Linked DNA regions of Mus musculus: regions 2 and 3 are each linked to region 1. A link is a loop called in an ENCODE intact Hi-C map of the cell type or tissue named here. Cell type or tissue: left cerebral cortex. All regions are shown on one strand.

Region 1 (5,000 bases):
GCCCAGAGCTGTCACATCTGCTTGCTTACTTGGATTTACAGAGACTGCCCCTCTATTATCTCCTCATAGGAACAAGAAGGGCTCGCTGTTATCTTGGCTTCCAGATACTGTGGCAAAGAACAGGAAGATGGATGGTAGATAGCAGGTGACACTAGAGAAAGAACAGATGAAGTGCACTGAACCCTGCAGCTAGGCATTCCCCAACATGCACGTATGCAATCAAACATGTGATCTTCTCCATCAACTTCCTAAGCATCTGACAGGAGTGCTTTCTGTGCATTGGTGTTTGGAAAAGGCAATGGGGGCTGCATGCGTGTGAGGAAGATGAGAGTTTTAGAGTACTGAGGGACATGTGGAAATGTAGACAGCTGACGTGTTGGTTTCTTGAGAAGTTGCAATGTTACATAAGGCCTCTGCTTCTGCTTCAGACAGAGCTGAAACTGCTCATTACACAGCACAGGCAGGGAGCACTCTGGAAGGCTCCTCTGCAAGCATCTGAGGGAGAGAGAGGAAAGCCGTCTCAGGAGGCTATTAGGGATCTGGTCTTCTGGCCACTCAGACTCTGGCACCTTCACAGCAGTTCTGACTCAGAATGGTGCCGAACTCAGTCCTGTGCCAGTTCAGCCATCTGCTGTCGCCTCACAAACGAGGAACAGTGGAGAAGGAAAGTTCGTGTTGGCGTGTCATGTGCACCCACTCTGCAAACTGTGTGCGTAGCTGTGCTTCATGTAATACCAAGCAAGACTTAGGGTTTTTCTTTTTTCTTTTTTTCTGAAGAGCATATTGCACAGTACTTTCTGGAAATGCTCCCAATGCTAGATACATGTCCCATTTGCATAGAAATATATGGTCTTTGATGTGCAGTCTGCAATGTCTGCAGAGAGTCTGAGATCAGAGGTTCCTCATTTTACCTGCCTTTTATGCGTCAATATCCACTCAGCGAACTATCACACTGGTGATTTGGAGGCATTATTTTAATTCCTAATGTAAATTTATTTTTCAGCAGATGTGGCTCTGAATCTATTATATTAAATGAATGAGAGAAAAGCATATGACATCTCATTAGTTACTAGCAGAAATTCTGCCAAGGGGGTGCTGGGTGTTCCATACTGGGGCAAATGGGATAGACCAATCTGCAAATTCATCACTGATCTCTCTCCCAGATGAGGGGAGGAAAGAACATTTCATTACATTGGGCATTGGGATGCCCAGCCCCACCAAGTGTTCAGGAATGTTTTACATGTCCCTGACCATCATCATTCCTACAACACTAGTTCTAAGCATTTGGGGTATCTGAGGCCATGTCCTATTACACTGTGGCTTACTGCCCCTCTCTGCAGCATTGCTCCTTCCTGCTGCTTGGTAGTGACCAGATGGGGCTTGCCGGAACCTGGGTACTCTAAGGTCACACACAGATCAGTTTGCTTTGCTTTGAGCAGTTGCTTAAACACAACAGAGAGAGCCAGGAAGGGTTTGGACAAGCTTCATTCATCATTGTGAATCATAAGCACCTTGCACAGAACATCCTGCTAAAAGTCTCTAACAGAAACCTAAAACGGGCACAGAAAGACAAATCTTTCCAAGAACCAAACTGTAGCTGGAGGTTCTCGTAAGACCCATTCATGGCTTTCTTAACAGCTCTGTAGGATCCTGGGAATTCCACATACCTGGAGAGCTTGGGGCCATGATCAGCACCTCAGAATACAACAACCTTCCTCCACACTTATCAAATCTGTCTGTCTGTCCGGTTAGTACTGCGAAAATAAATGAATCATTGCCTTATCTTCATAGCAACTATATTGATCATTTAAAAAATCATAGCTGATGTTGGCTACCCATGGGAGCTTCCAGGGTGAAGGTCAGAACTTTCAGGATTTGAAGCAAAGAAATCCAGAAGCCGCAGTGTGTCTGCGAGTGGGAGGATACAGACTGATAGAAGCAGTCAGTGTGCATCCTTCCCAATAGAGATGCTGATGACACTGACTTGATTGCAGATTGTGACTCCCTAATGCATCTCACCACACTAACAAAGGCACTGATTGCACATAATGGGGGTAGAGCTTTCCATCCACAGAGGATTTATTTAACCTCTGCCAGTGTTTTTTTGTCAGGCTGTTCACAACTCTTCATACAGCTCTTAGCTGGCTTATCACAAAGTTCAATATATTTTTGATGCACGGGATTTCAATGTTGTTAGCATATAGAAATGCATCTGTCCTCCTACTTGGAGATTTGACAGATTATCCTGCAAACTTGTGTAGCTTCTTTTTCTGACACTTTGCCTGCTTAGTCACTTTAGACTGAATGACGTCATATCATTTCTCTCTTCGAATTCTTGCAGCTTTTTGTTTAGCTTTTACCACACTTCAGTATCAGTTATATTGGCCCAACTGTATTCTGTCCCAATCTGAGACAGACTTTGAGCATTATCCTACAATTTTCTGTTTTAAAAATGACCCTTTTTGAATATTAGATCATGCTACTTCCTTATGGTTAGTAAGTCCTCAGCTGTAAGTGAACGAGAAGTTATATTACCCCTCTTGGTACCTTCTGAGATCATAGTACTCATTTTTTCTTCTGTAAATACAGTGAAAGATCACCAATTCTCCTGTGTCCACTCAAAGAAGTGTGTGGAGAACAAACCTGCAGACACAGTTGCTTTTTCTATTGACAGTCTTGAGTAATATTCATCTATGATTTTCCTTTCTTTATTAATCCTATTAAATTTAGGAGTTTAGGTAATCAAACTATTAGTTGGAATAGACATCTATTTTTCAATGCTGAGTAAAAAAATATCCTTCTTGGAGAAATGATTTGGTAGGAATTGTGTGTTCCCAAACAGCTTAGCAGCTCATTTGATGGCTGTGCTACAGCTATGAAGTGGAGTGCCCTGCAAAAGCCACCGTTCTCTGAAGATGTTACACACTAACTGATTAACAGAACTTAGTGAGTAGGTAGAGCTGGGATGCTGCAGAACAGAAAATTATCTTGGCCTACCCTTGGAAACCTTAACAGGCATTTATCACATCATCTATTTGAGAGTTTGGTATATTCAGGTAAATTTTTTTAGGTTGTATTAAGTTAAACTAACAACCTAAAGTAGAGATTCATACTTCATGGGAACTTTTCTTACTGGATGCTTCTCATCAATGTATTTAGTAAATACTTTGATTTGATACTTTTTTTTAGATCTATGACTAATAGACTCATAGGCTCATGGCTCAGAGGTTAAGAGCTACTGGATACTCTTTAGAGGAGCCAGGTTCAGTTCCTAGCACTCTATGGGAGCTCATAACCTCTGCAAATCCAGTTCTCAGGGATCCAAAATTTGCTTCCAGTCTCCACAGGCACTGCAAGTACATGGCGCGCAGCAGGCAAAACATTCATAGACATACAATGGCAGTAAAAACTTTAAATCAATGGTATCTCACTTAAGTTACTCCCATGGTAGAATATGCCATTCACGGAAATCCAAACTGGTGTCCCAGGGTCATAGCCGCTTAAGTATGGCTCAGAATTAAATTATCTCTTATTCCCTTTATAGTAAGAGTTGGGTTTTATGTCTTACATTCATTATGGAAGTATTTATAATTAGATAATATCTTAAATGAAGTAATCAAAATGTATCGATTCATTTTGATGTTACATACATCTATGTTAATAAGTATATATATTTACTGAATTAAATTAGTTATACCCTATTCATGTCTTTTAAAGCTCTTAATTATTCTAAATTCACTTTTTTCCTAATACTGTTTATTTGGAACTGTTTTACTTATATGAGTTTTAGGGGACATTTACATTTTCTTTTTATTTTGATGTGACAACTACAAACTTTATCATTTTTATAATTCTCTTTGCTTGTCAGTCCCTGATTCTAACTTTATTACTTTTTACTCTGTTTGAGAAATTTCATTTTGTTGTTGTTGTTGTTTTTTTTTTTTTTTTTTTTGATATCTTATATTAGAGTCCTCGTTTTTTGGCTTCTGTTCTTCTCTAGTCAAACCCAAAAATCCATGCTTACAAATTTGCTCTGAAGGGCCATAGTGGCAGACACCTAAGGGTGTAGCTTTACTGTGAAGAACTTCCTCTCTCACATCATCCCCAATGTCACCTAATCCTTATGCTTGCTTCTTTGGTTTCTTTTCTGTGAGCTTTCCTTTGTGTTGTTTAGAAGCATTTATTCATTTTTCAAATGCAGGTTTGGCTTAGTAGTTATTGATTTCTGACTCTTTTTCATTGAAGTCAGAGGATGCTATGAGAAAGACATTAAACTTAATGTAACTGAAACATACTCTGTGGCATAGACATGACAAAACCTTCATAGATACATCTGAGCATTTAAACAAAGATTTGTCATTTGTAGCCAATCCAATATTTATTAATTTCTTCCATACATGTGCCAATTATTAATTTATTAATTTTTATTTAATATTTGTACAATTATTGAAACAACAAAGTTCAAGATACTGGCTATCAAGCATAACTGAGCAGTGAGTCTAGAAACAGACAAAGGCACAACAGAGGGGGGAGGGAGGAGAGAGAGAGAGAGAGAGAGAAAGGTGGGACAAGTCTTGAAGTAACTTCTGGAGTCTGTTTTTATGGTTACCAGACAGGGGCACAGGTAGGATAATCAAGAGAATCCCTGAATGTTCCCACAAACTGAGGAGACGGCCTGGACTGGAAAGAGGTAGTTAGGTAGAATTGATGGGAGAAAGGGCTCAGTGGAGACAGCACCAGAGAGGAGGTGTGCTCGGCAGAGTGCTGGCTGTGGGCTGATGTACACGAGCAACTGTCTGAGGCAGTAAAAGACCTTCCTGCGAGGCTGGAGCAGCATGAGATGCTGCATTTCCATCAGCATCCACTCCATCTTCTACTTCACAGGGCATTGGCTAGGATATAGAGAGCAGCAGGGATGGAAAGCCCCGGTGTGCACTAGGCCTGCAATGATCAGGCTATTTCCAAACAACTTTACTGTGGCCCTGAACAGAGATAAAGCT
Region 2 (5,000 bases), 54 kb before region 1:
AGGCATTTATTTCTCACTATAGAATGGTAAGTGAAAGGGGGCTGGCAGAGGAATTTGGTGAGGATATAAAACAACCTGGTGATAAACAAGATGCTCTGATCCAGAGCCAGCTTGATGACTCATTTCATAAGTGAGCAGTCCCTCTCAGAGGAAATTTATTCTATCTTTCCAGTTATTTTGTCTTTTGCCAACTGACCCGCCTTTCAGAACCATCCAGCTACTCTGCAGAGAGATCCATCATATGACCTCCATCTATTGTCTTTATTCCTTTTCCCTTTCATGGCTTGCAGCTCTCCACTTTAAAGGCTGAGCCTCTGGGAAGAGGCTTAGGCTGCAGGGAAGGTGGGGCCAACAAATATCCCAGGAAAACAGAGAATCAAGCAATTGTCCTTTGGATTCCCAAGAAGAAAAGAAAAGATGCAGGGGAACCCAAAGCAGCAATAACAGCACAAGCAGCATTTTCTCCATGGGAAGAATAAAGGATGCTCAGAGATGCACATGGGAAGATGAGGCTCGTCAGCTTTGCAAAGTGGGGTGTGGGAAGATGTGGGTTGCAAGCCTATGTGAGAAGCATCAGTAATGCTTAGCACACACCCTTTCCCATCCGGTGCTGCGGTAGGGGTCAAGGAGCAAGTAATAGAACGCAGAGATACATTGGGTTAACGGAACCTGTAGCAGTTACTGCACTGATTCTCGCCGGTGATACCTAGGGTGGGGATCGCCTCTGGAATGCTTGATATCCAAAACCAGGTACAGGAAAAGGGGGATGTAGATCGTGCAGTGCGGTTGCACCTGCACCTGCACTGGGCGACAGGAAAGACAAGGGGACCTGAGGCAAAAGCAAGGAGAAAGGCAATGCTCTGAGGATGTGAGCAGCTCCAGAGATTCCTGGCTAAGAAAAGAAGCCAGGTGCCCGGAGATGCTCCTGAGCTTCAGCTGCAGATGTCTAGGGGGAAAAAAAACCTGATATCTTAGGATCATATTTGCCAGACTTCACTTCACTGATTGTTCCAAGAACTTGGCCAACCAATATGCATATTTTAGAAATCTTTTTAACTTAAGGACTAAAGCAGAAATGAAAAGGGGGAAGAAAATTCACATTAAATTTTTCTAAGTAGATTGAGAGCGAGAATCCTCCAAATGACTTCTGTCATCCAATTACGCAGAAAGTACCCTCTCCTCTCCCATGTTAGAAGACCCACCCAGGGATTCTTGTTTTAGTGTAAGAAAAGGGCTAAATCTGAACAGTAAGACTCATCTCCAGACCCCTGAAGCAATGTGTCCAATCATACTTCCCAGAGAGAAGAGATTAATTGCCAAGGGGCCCCGGGTTAACTGCTAGGATGGATAACTAGAAAAGGCTCACTGAAATTCATCCTTGTGATTTTCTGTAAGTTTCATAGCCATGGCTTGGTCGGGTGGCAGCAGGAATAGTTTGGTTGTTAATGGTGATATGCATTCTAAGTGTTTTCTTTTTTTTTTTCCATTTTTTATTAGGTATTTAGCTCATTTACATTTCCAATGCTATACCAAAAGTCCCCCATACCCACCCACCCCCACTCCCCTACCCACCCACTCCCCCTTTTTGGCCCTGGCGTTCCCCTGTACTGGGGCATATAAAGTTTGCGTGTCCAATGGGCCTCTCTTTCCAGTGATGGCCGACTAGGCCATCTTTTGATACATATGCAGCTAGAGTCAAGAGCTCCGGGGTACTGGCTAGTTCATAATGTTCCACCTATAGGGTTGCAGATCCCTTTAGCTCCTTGGGTACTTTCTCTAGCTCCTCCATTGGGAGCCCTGTGATCCATCCATTAGCTGACTGTGAGCATCCACTTCTGTGTTTGCTAGGCCCCGGCATAGTCTCACAAGAGACAGCTACATCTGGGTCCTTTCGGTGGAGAAAGAGGAACACTCCTCCATTGTTGGTGGGAGTGTAGGCTTGTACAACCACTCTGGAAATCCGTCTGGCGGTTCCTCAGAAAATTGGACATAGTACTACCGGAGGATCCAGCAATACCTCTCCTGGGCATATATCCAGAAGATGCCCCAACTGGTAAGAAGGACACATGCTCCACTATGTTCATAGCAGTCTTATTTATAATAGCCAGAAGTTGGAAAGAACCCAGATGCCCCTCAACAGAGGAATGGATACAGAAAATGTGGTACATCTACACAATGGAGTACTACTCAGCTATTAAAAAGAATGAATTTATGAAATTCCTAGCCAAATGGATGGACCTGGAGGGCATCATCCTGAGTGAGGTAACACATTCACAAAGGAACTCACACAATATGTACTCACTGATAAGTGGATATTAGCCCAAAACCTAGGATACCCAAGATATAAGATACAATTTCCTAAACACATGAAACTCAAGAAAAATGAAGACTGAAGTGTGGACACTATGCCCCTCCTTAGAAGTGGGAACAAAACACCCATGGAAGGAGTTACAGAGACAAAGTTTGGAGCTGAGACGAAAGGATGGACCATGTAGAGACTGCCATAACCAGGGATCCACCCCATAATCAGCATCCAAACGCTGACACCATTGCATACTCTAAGTGTTTTCTTTGGGCATCTTAGTTTCCACAAAGCAGCTGCTGACTCTCTGCCAAAGAACAGAGTTGAGTCAGAGCAAAGCTGAGTCATTGGCCACTGTGCCAAAAGGGATTACTTCAGCCACATCTTCTATAGCATGCCGTATACTCTATTAAGGCATGTTCAGTCCTAAATGCTTCTATGTATGTTTAAGTCAGTGGGCATAACAGCTATGTGCCTGTGGGAACCAACACTGTTAGCCTCCACTGGCTTCCGTTTTACCTGGTTGCTGACACATTCACTTCTGTCTTTCTAGCTCTCTGTCCTGGGAGTCCAACACTTGAGAACTGTACCAACTGGCTTCCTTGTCCTCTGATCTATAACTGGGTTCAGACAAAGGAGAGGACCAGTCGGAGATTCATGTGTATCGAAGGATCCAGAGAAACATGCAGAACGAAACTGGACATCCCTCTCCAGCTCTCCACCTGTCAGGGAGTCTGACTGTCTAGTTCTTGTGAGTGCCCTCCAGCTGGCTGCTCTCTCTGCTCCCTGTTCCTGAGAAGCTGCAAAGCTCTTGTGCTTTGGCACTTGTCTTGGCTCTGAAGGAGACACAAAGTCACTGAGTGCTCAAAGTCAGAAACAACTGATGGTTCTTAAGATTGTGGGTTTTAGTCACTAAGAGGAGGTGAGACAGACCTGCCAGAAAATGTTTCTTTTCTTCTCATTTGTTTGGTGAGCAACTTTTTAAATAAAGGAAAACCTGTAATTCATTTTTTTCAGATGCAATGAAATGTTCAGTGGCTTGACTTAATAAAGTCCCTCACCAATGTAGGTACATTTCTATTGTTAGAGCTAACTTTACTTTTTTAAATGTATATATTGTGCATACACATGTAGCTTACACAAATCATATACATGCATCAAGTGATCCATGAATATCTGCTTACCTGTACGTTCTGGTATACCTGCATGTATAGGTTTGGATTCATATGGCCACAGTGGGATCTAGACCACATTGAAAGAAGTCCCCTACCTGCTACACTTGCCGTTCAGCAAAAGGTGTTCAAGAGCTTTGTAACAAGTAAATGAGTAGATTTCCAAGTTGCCCATTATAATTTTAAGAATAGCCAGACCAAGCCCCAGTATGTATTTTCTTGGGGAAAAAAAAAAAAAAGAAAAATAAGTTGAATAAAGTCAGCATCCATATTTTTATGTAGAAAACTCCAATTCCCCTTCAGCTTTGTTTACAGGACACTTACAAGAAAGATAGGGTGTTCCTACATATTTAGAGCTAAGTAGCGCTCATGTTTGCTTTCTGTCCTCAGCCAGTCCTCTTTTTAGCACTATGTCTTCATGCAGCAATCTATTTAAGTTGTGTGCTGGCATGCAGAAGACACAGCAGTAGGCACTCAATGATTGATGAAGCTCTCTGCTCCAATAACATGACAGTATTGTACGTCACAATGGCTTTCATGGACATTGGAATGCAAACACGGTAGGAATGCCTACTGTACTCAGTGTGTGTTGTCAGTCTCTTAAAATACAATTTCTTAGCATGGTGGCTTTTCTCCTTTTGAAGAGGGCAACATATTCCTGTTTTATCAGAACCCATCCCACATCACAAAGAGGACACAAAAGCAGCTGTATTTTTAGAGAGTGACAGACAAAAGGATTTTATGGCTATCTCTTCCAATGCTTGATGTCTATTAAACATTTTTAGAATTCATCTATCTCTCAGGGGATCCAGCCCTTGCACAACTCCCATCACCCCGTTATAGAGGAGGCGTAAGGATACCTTTCAACTCTCTGTGTGGTTGTATCTTTCTAAGGCTAAAACATTGGCCTTCTTGAAACATTTGCCAGAAAAATTTTAAGTTTTTTCATGTTTGTCATTAGGAAAGGAGCCCTGGAACAACTCAAACAAAGACTAGCTCCTCATCTCTATATAGACAGCATTTATAGTCAGCTAGAAAATGAGGATGAAGGCAGGAGCACAGGGTGTGGTAGAGGAATGACACATAGAAGGACAGACACATGGGCAGGACACTGGACTAGGCAAAAGTCCAAACCTGCCCTATGTCCTGGAAACCCAAGGCAGTGCACATGGTGAAGCTTGGTGTCCCTCAGCTTCACCTCAGGCAGAGCTTATTTTTCTACAGAAAGCATCTGAATACTTCTAACAGTCTGACCGTCAACCTGCATGCTAACACACTAAAGCAGGTGTCCAGGCATATAAGAAAATCCTGAACAACAGTAACAATAAAGCAGACACGTAGAGTCAGGGTCCTCTGTTGCTGATGTAAGCAAGCTTCTACCTCTTGACACCTGATGGTTATATATCTATCTACCTTTCAGCTCAGGCAGAGCCTTTCACTGTTCACACTGATGACAGAAAGTCTGCTAAAGCTCTCAACAGCCACAGAGGTGTCCAGCATCACCTCTGCTTTGGGACCTGGGCCTT
Region 3 (5,000 bases), 230 kb before region 1:
GCCAGGGAAAAGATCATGGAGATTAGAAAGCTGAAAGTCAGCCTTGTCTGAATCTATATAAACATTCACTTCATGTCCCAGGGTCTGGTGTCTTGCTAATCAACGCTCTAACCACCACACTAAATACTTGAAGCTCTGGATGTAGCTACAGTTCTGTCACCTCTCCTGCTTCCATAACATTTCCAAAACTCAGTTCTATAACTGTAAGAAAAAAAGAAAGAAAGAAAAGGGAACATCCTTTCATCTTGTAGGATGAATTTTTTTAAAGGTGTATGTTGTTACTGTTGTTGTTTTTTAAAGTTATTCTGGGGTTCTGCTTCTCTTTCTCTGAGCTTCCCAGCCTTTCAGTCCTGGAGCCCCGTTGCCACCATTCTTACCGCCATAGGCAAAGCCTGCAGGGACATTTTTGTACAAAGCACTTGTTTCTTTCAGCATTTCTCTGTGCCATTCATGGTAGAGATTGTTCCGTGTCTTTTCCCGAATGTCTGGTTCCATCCAATAGGATGATCATGAGACAGAACAAGAGATGCATATACTTCTGCCAAGGATGGTTGTTTGTGAAGTGAAGTCGGCTTGTTGTTCCAAAGCATTATCTTGGTCACTGGAGGGAATGCTGTGTTAGTAAGGTTACAAACATATAGAACAAGTACGTTGTGAAGCTCATTATGTGTTAATTGGGCTAATCAATATGTGCTAATAAAGCTTCAGAAACTAAAAGTACTTCCAGATTCAGGGTTAAAAAAAAAAAAAAAAAAAAAAAAAAGGTTATAAACAGATGTGGACCCAAACTGATTTTACAGTAGTTCCAGAAAAGTGTGAGTTGGTTACTTCTGCAGTTCCTGAATATGGTAACTAGAGTGAATCTAGTTAGCCACTGCCAGCATTATCACAGATCTTTCTGTTATTTGGAGACAGAAACACTAAGGCAGAGATGAAAAGAAGCTCTTGAAATACCTCCTCCCCTACTCTCAAAGTGGATCACCTTAGTACCCAGAAAGTAGAGCCAAAATTAAGAAAAAAAAAAAAAAACAAACTGAGATGCTCTGCTGCCATTTTGGAGTCTTGTTACAATGAAGGAAAAAACATATGGGTGGCAGGCACATTGGTCTCAGTTACTGAGAGAAATTGGATGGCTATTGTACAATGATCTCAGAGAAAAGGGGATTTGGATATACTTAGCTTTTCAGTGGGGATACCTCTTGGTATTGTATTGGCAGATATTGCTCCCTGTCTTTTCCCAAACGTCTGGGTAATCAAATAATCCTATGTCCAATAATCAAAATTAATGCAACTGTGAGAAACAAAGCCTAGATGACAGAATATTTGGAGCCTTTGAGAATTAAAATTTAGACCACCCTGTCTAAGGACAAAGGGAAAATAAAACATAACACATAGTTCCAGTCTTTACAAAGGGAGATGCTGGCGAGGAAGGAGGAGACAGAATGAGAACCACTAGGCAAGACCTAACCCTCATCCCTGCTAAGGTTTAAATGCAGCACAAATACGCATGTGCACCATGCACAACTTATTCTTTCCTTACTTCCCATACTTCTCTTTTGTGTGTGCTATGGTCAGTTTTAAAATTTAACGTGTTCTTTGGGATCTATGATGTTCTCGTCCTACTAAAGATAAACTAATAGTAATGACTCTCGGAGATGGATGGCATGCAGAATCATTGGGAGATAGGCCCCATTTTATAAAAGATGGCAAGACAATTGCTGCGAGCATGATTAGTTCTTACTAGGAGTAAAATACTTACTGTTGGGAAAGGAGAACTCAAACACACATATGTGTAATTCATACAGCTTAGCTTCCTATACCCAAATCCAGGGTCTCAATTCTACTCTTCGATGATTTGGTCAGGGTTTACCATCAAATTATTCAACCTGCTAAATCAACTAATTTTTCAACTAGATTAGATTGTTTCAAAAGGATATACTTAAGGGAGGCTAGAAACCCTGCATGGGGGAGGGGGTTGACATATTCTTCTTTCCACTTGGTAGATATCTATAGACATCGACACAACAGCAACTGTTCCACGGAAGAGCAAAACTCCCTCCTAGATTTGTCTCTTCCTTCAGCCTCTAGATTTGGAACCAAGATAAATAACTTCCTCGTGTTCTTGGAGTGGTCTAAACCTCAGATCCAAGAATTTTCACCAGAGAGCCCCCAGGCTCTCCCATTTGTGCCCTGACACCAAGAGGTGGTTGGGCCTCGGCCTTACCATCTGGTTCCTTGTTGCTTTGGGTTTTCCTTTTCATGTTCTAAAACTACACAACCATTCCCTATCTTAAGATCCCTGTGTGAAAAGCCACTGGGCTTTCTCTTCTCCAACTGAGAATGGAACACAAGAGGATTCAAACTTGAGAGTTCCACATACCACCCTAAGTACTATGCGGTAAAAAGGCTACGCCTGGGGTCAACAACAGTGGGCATTAAGTCAGAATCTGGGTTTTGAAGTGTAAGAAAATGAAGAAGTACAAGATAACTCCATTTATTTTTCTGGTGGATGGACACGAAAGGGTGCATTCATGGGTGTGGATGTGAGGTATGTCAAATGGCTATGTTTGGGGAACATACAAGCCTAAATTATCACATAAGCAACTTGCCTTGTATGTAAGAAGATGGTAATGGGCTAAAAGTGAAGATTTGAGACTGAGCTTCAGATAAATCTATTTAACTCTAACACAGCATGAGACAATGAGACAGAAAAGGCTAGAGAGGACACAGATGGGGCCAAGGAACAACATCAAAGAAGAGCTATTTTTAGGAGCCAGGAGGATGGTGTGTGTGTGTGTGTGTGTGTGTGTGTGTGTGTGTGTGTGTGTAACAAAGAAGAATCTGTCAAAAAGAAGGAAATTTCAAGAATGAGTCTCAATACTGGCTGCAAGGCAGAGGAGTGTAGGAAGTGGGTCCTGGAGGAACAAAGGGCCATCTCTGTCAATGCCTCCAAGGGCTGCTCAGCTTGCACCAAGTACAGTGATTATAGAGTGAGTAACTCTCCAAAAATACCATCTTCTAAACTGCCAGCTGTCCTGTGGGAATGGGACACGTCATCTCTAGTTCTGACTTAATAAGGACACCAACAGTCTGCAAGCAGAAATAGGAAGCACGCTGCCAAAATCGTGCCACACATCGCTAAGCCCAGCAGTCAAGATGGCCCATGCAAGCTTCATGCTTCAGACCCAGTGCTCTGGGAAAGGCTGCAGGAGGCCCTTCCCTCAGCACCTCAGCTCAGAAGCAGGTGAGCAGCTTGGCTGCTCCTACGGAGCATAGCTTCGCATCTATCCTCTCTTCACCACTTCTTCTTCTTCTTCTTCTTCTTCTTCTTCTTCTTCTTCTTCTTCTTCTTCTTCTTCTTCTTCTTCTTCTTCTTCTTCTTCTTCTTCTCCTCCTCCTCCTCCTCCTCCTCCTCTTCCTTTTTTTCTTCTCTTCCTCCTCTTCCTCCTCTTCCTCCTCTTCCTCCTCTTCCTCCTCTTCCTCCTCCTCCTCCTCCTCCTCCTCTTCCTCCTCTTCCTCCTCTTCCTCCTCCTCCTCCTCCTCCTCCTCCTCCTCCTCCTCCTCCTCCTCCTCTTCTTCTTCTTCTTCTTCTTCTTTTTGGTTTTTCGAGACAGGGTTTCTCTTTAGAGTCCTGGCTGTCCTGGAACTCACTTTGTAGACCAGGCTGGCCTCGAACTCCACCCACCTCTGCCTCCCGAGTGCTGAGATTAAAGGTGTGCGCCACCACCGCCCAGCCTCTCTTCACTTCTTGCTGGCACGGTACGCAGATGTACTTGGCTGCAACATGGAAATATTATCATAGGTTCCGTAGCTAGCAACAATATTTTTTCCTACAAAAGGCTTAAGATGAAGTGATTATCACAATTTCAGTGTCAGGGATTCTTCTAGTGAGAGTTGGAAGATAGGATTAGGAAACAATTAAGAGGCATCTGCGGAAAACGGCTAGCATCCATTTTGCTCTGCTCCTCTCATTTAACCATGCATGTACACAGCTCACCATTAGACACATGAAAGTCAGAGTCATTATAGAATGCCTTTTCTACTTCCACCTGGAGACCATGGTCAAGGCTTATGATGATCAGATGATCGAGCTGAGATTGGTGACATATGTTCATAATCCCAGCACTCAGAAGTGGAGACACAAAGATAGCCAGTGTGAAGACTGCCTGAGGGAGAGTGAGTCTACAAACAGACACACGACTCATATGTTCACATACATGGTGGGGGAGGAGATGGAGGAAGAAGGAGATGGAGAGGGAAGAGATGGAGAGGGATGAGACAGAGAGAGACACACAGAGAATATCAAATGACCGAGTGGAATAGAATGGGTGTTCATTCCAATCTCTCAAGAGAGAATACAGAGCAAGCAGTCTATGTAGCTACTGAATGAAGGTATGACTGAATGTAGTACACAGTAGCCAGGAGGCATGCCATGTGTGATGTGATGTGATGTGATGTGATGTGATGTGATGTGATGTGATGTGATGTGATGTGATGTACATACATCCTAAGTGTATGTCTCTTTTACAGTTAGAGAATGATTTGCTGTATTTAAATCCTGGAGAGCGCTTTCAGAGGCAACACCCACTAGAGGGTCTTGCGAGAAGCAGATGCCTTGTTGCTAGAAGTGCTTCTCCTGTGAGCATCCACAGAGGCAGGGCTGTCCATCTGCCACCCCTCCCTCGTCCCACCATACTTCGTAAAGATGGAAATAAACTGATTAACATAGCATATGTCTAAATGCACAATAAGAGACAGTGGTAGACACAGCAGCTCTGCCAGACACTTATCTTCTATACAGAAGCAAACCCCATGGCATGGGCTTCTTGTCCTCATTCTGTGATGGGAGGCAGCACAGTGAAGAGAGCTGCCTGTGCGTGGGCTGCAGGGGTGTCTCCGCAGCATTGGATGACTCCCGAGTGATGACACCAAGATTCTTGCTCAGGGCCATGCATGAAGAACGACAAATGGCTTTAGAACTCATGGAATGCAGTCCATGG

Evidence for each region. A loop is a pair of places that touch in the nucleus more often than their neighbours do. Peaks named below come from ENCODE experiments on the same cell type or tissue, not always from the same donor. Only the 100,000 strongest peaks of a DNase experiment are listed, where the experiment ranks them.
Region 2: a loop joins it to region 1, with 5 times the contacts of the local background. A loop is called at or near these places in 4 of 42 quality-filtered maps.
Region 3: it touches region 1 in a loop (15-fold over the local background); 2 of 42 quality-filtered maps call a loop at or near these places.

Annotation. Positions count from the first base shown.
Region 1 is chr17:11,153,340-11,158,339 of GRCm38, reverse strand. All of the region lies in intron 2 of Prkn (parkin RBR E3 ubiquitin protein ligase), which reads right to left. Among named protein-coding and RNA genes, the nearest start is that of Gm41526, 22 kb to the right of the region's middle. In left cerebral cortex, no CTCF peak of the experiment used is centred here; DNase peaks (open chromatin) are centred at 18, 646, 1,563 and 1,993; H3K27ac peaks cover 2,101 bases.
Region 2 is chr17:11,206,893-11,211,892 of GRCm38, reverse strand. The region is part of intron 2 of Prkn (parkin RBR E3 ubiquitin protein ligase); the gene reads right to left. Among named protein-coding and RNA genes, the nearest start is that of Gm41526, 75 kb to the right of the region's middle. In left cerebral cortex, no CTCF peak of the experiment used is centred here; DNase peaks (open chromatin) are centred at 855, 1,260, 2,639, 3,062 and 2 more places; H3K27ac peaks cover 1,987 bases.
Region 3 is chr17:11,383,506-11,388,505 of GRCm38, reverse strand. The region is part of intron 4 of Prkn (parkin RBR E3 ubiquitin protein ligase); the gene reads right to left. Among named protein-coding and RNA genes, the nearest start is that of Gm41526, 250 kb to the right of the region's middle. In left cerebral cortex, no CTCF peak of the experiment used is centred here; DNase peaks (open chromatin) are centred at 3,073 and 4,751; H3K27ac peaks cover 2,330 bases.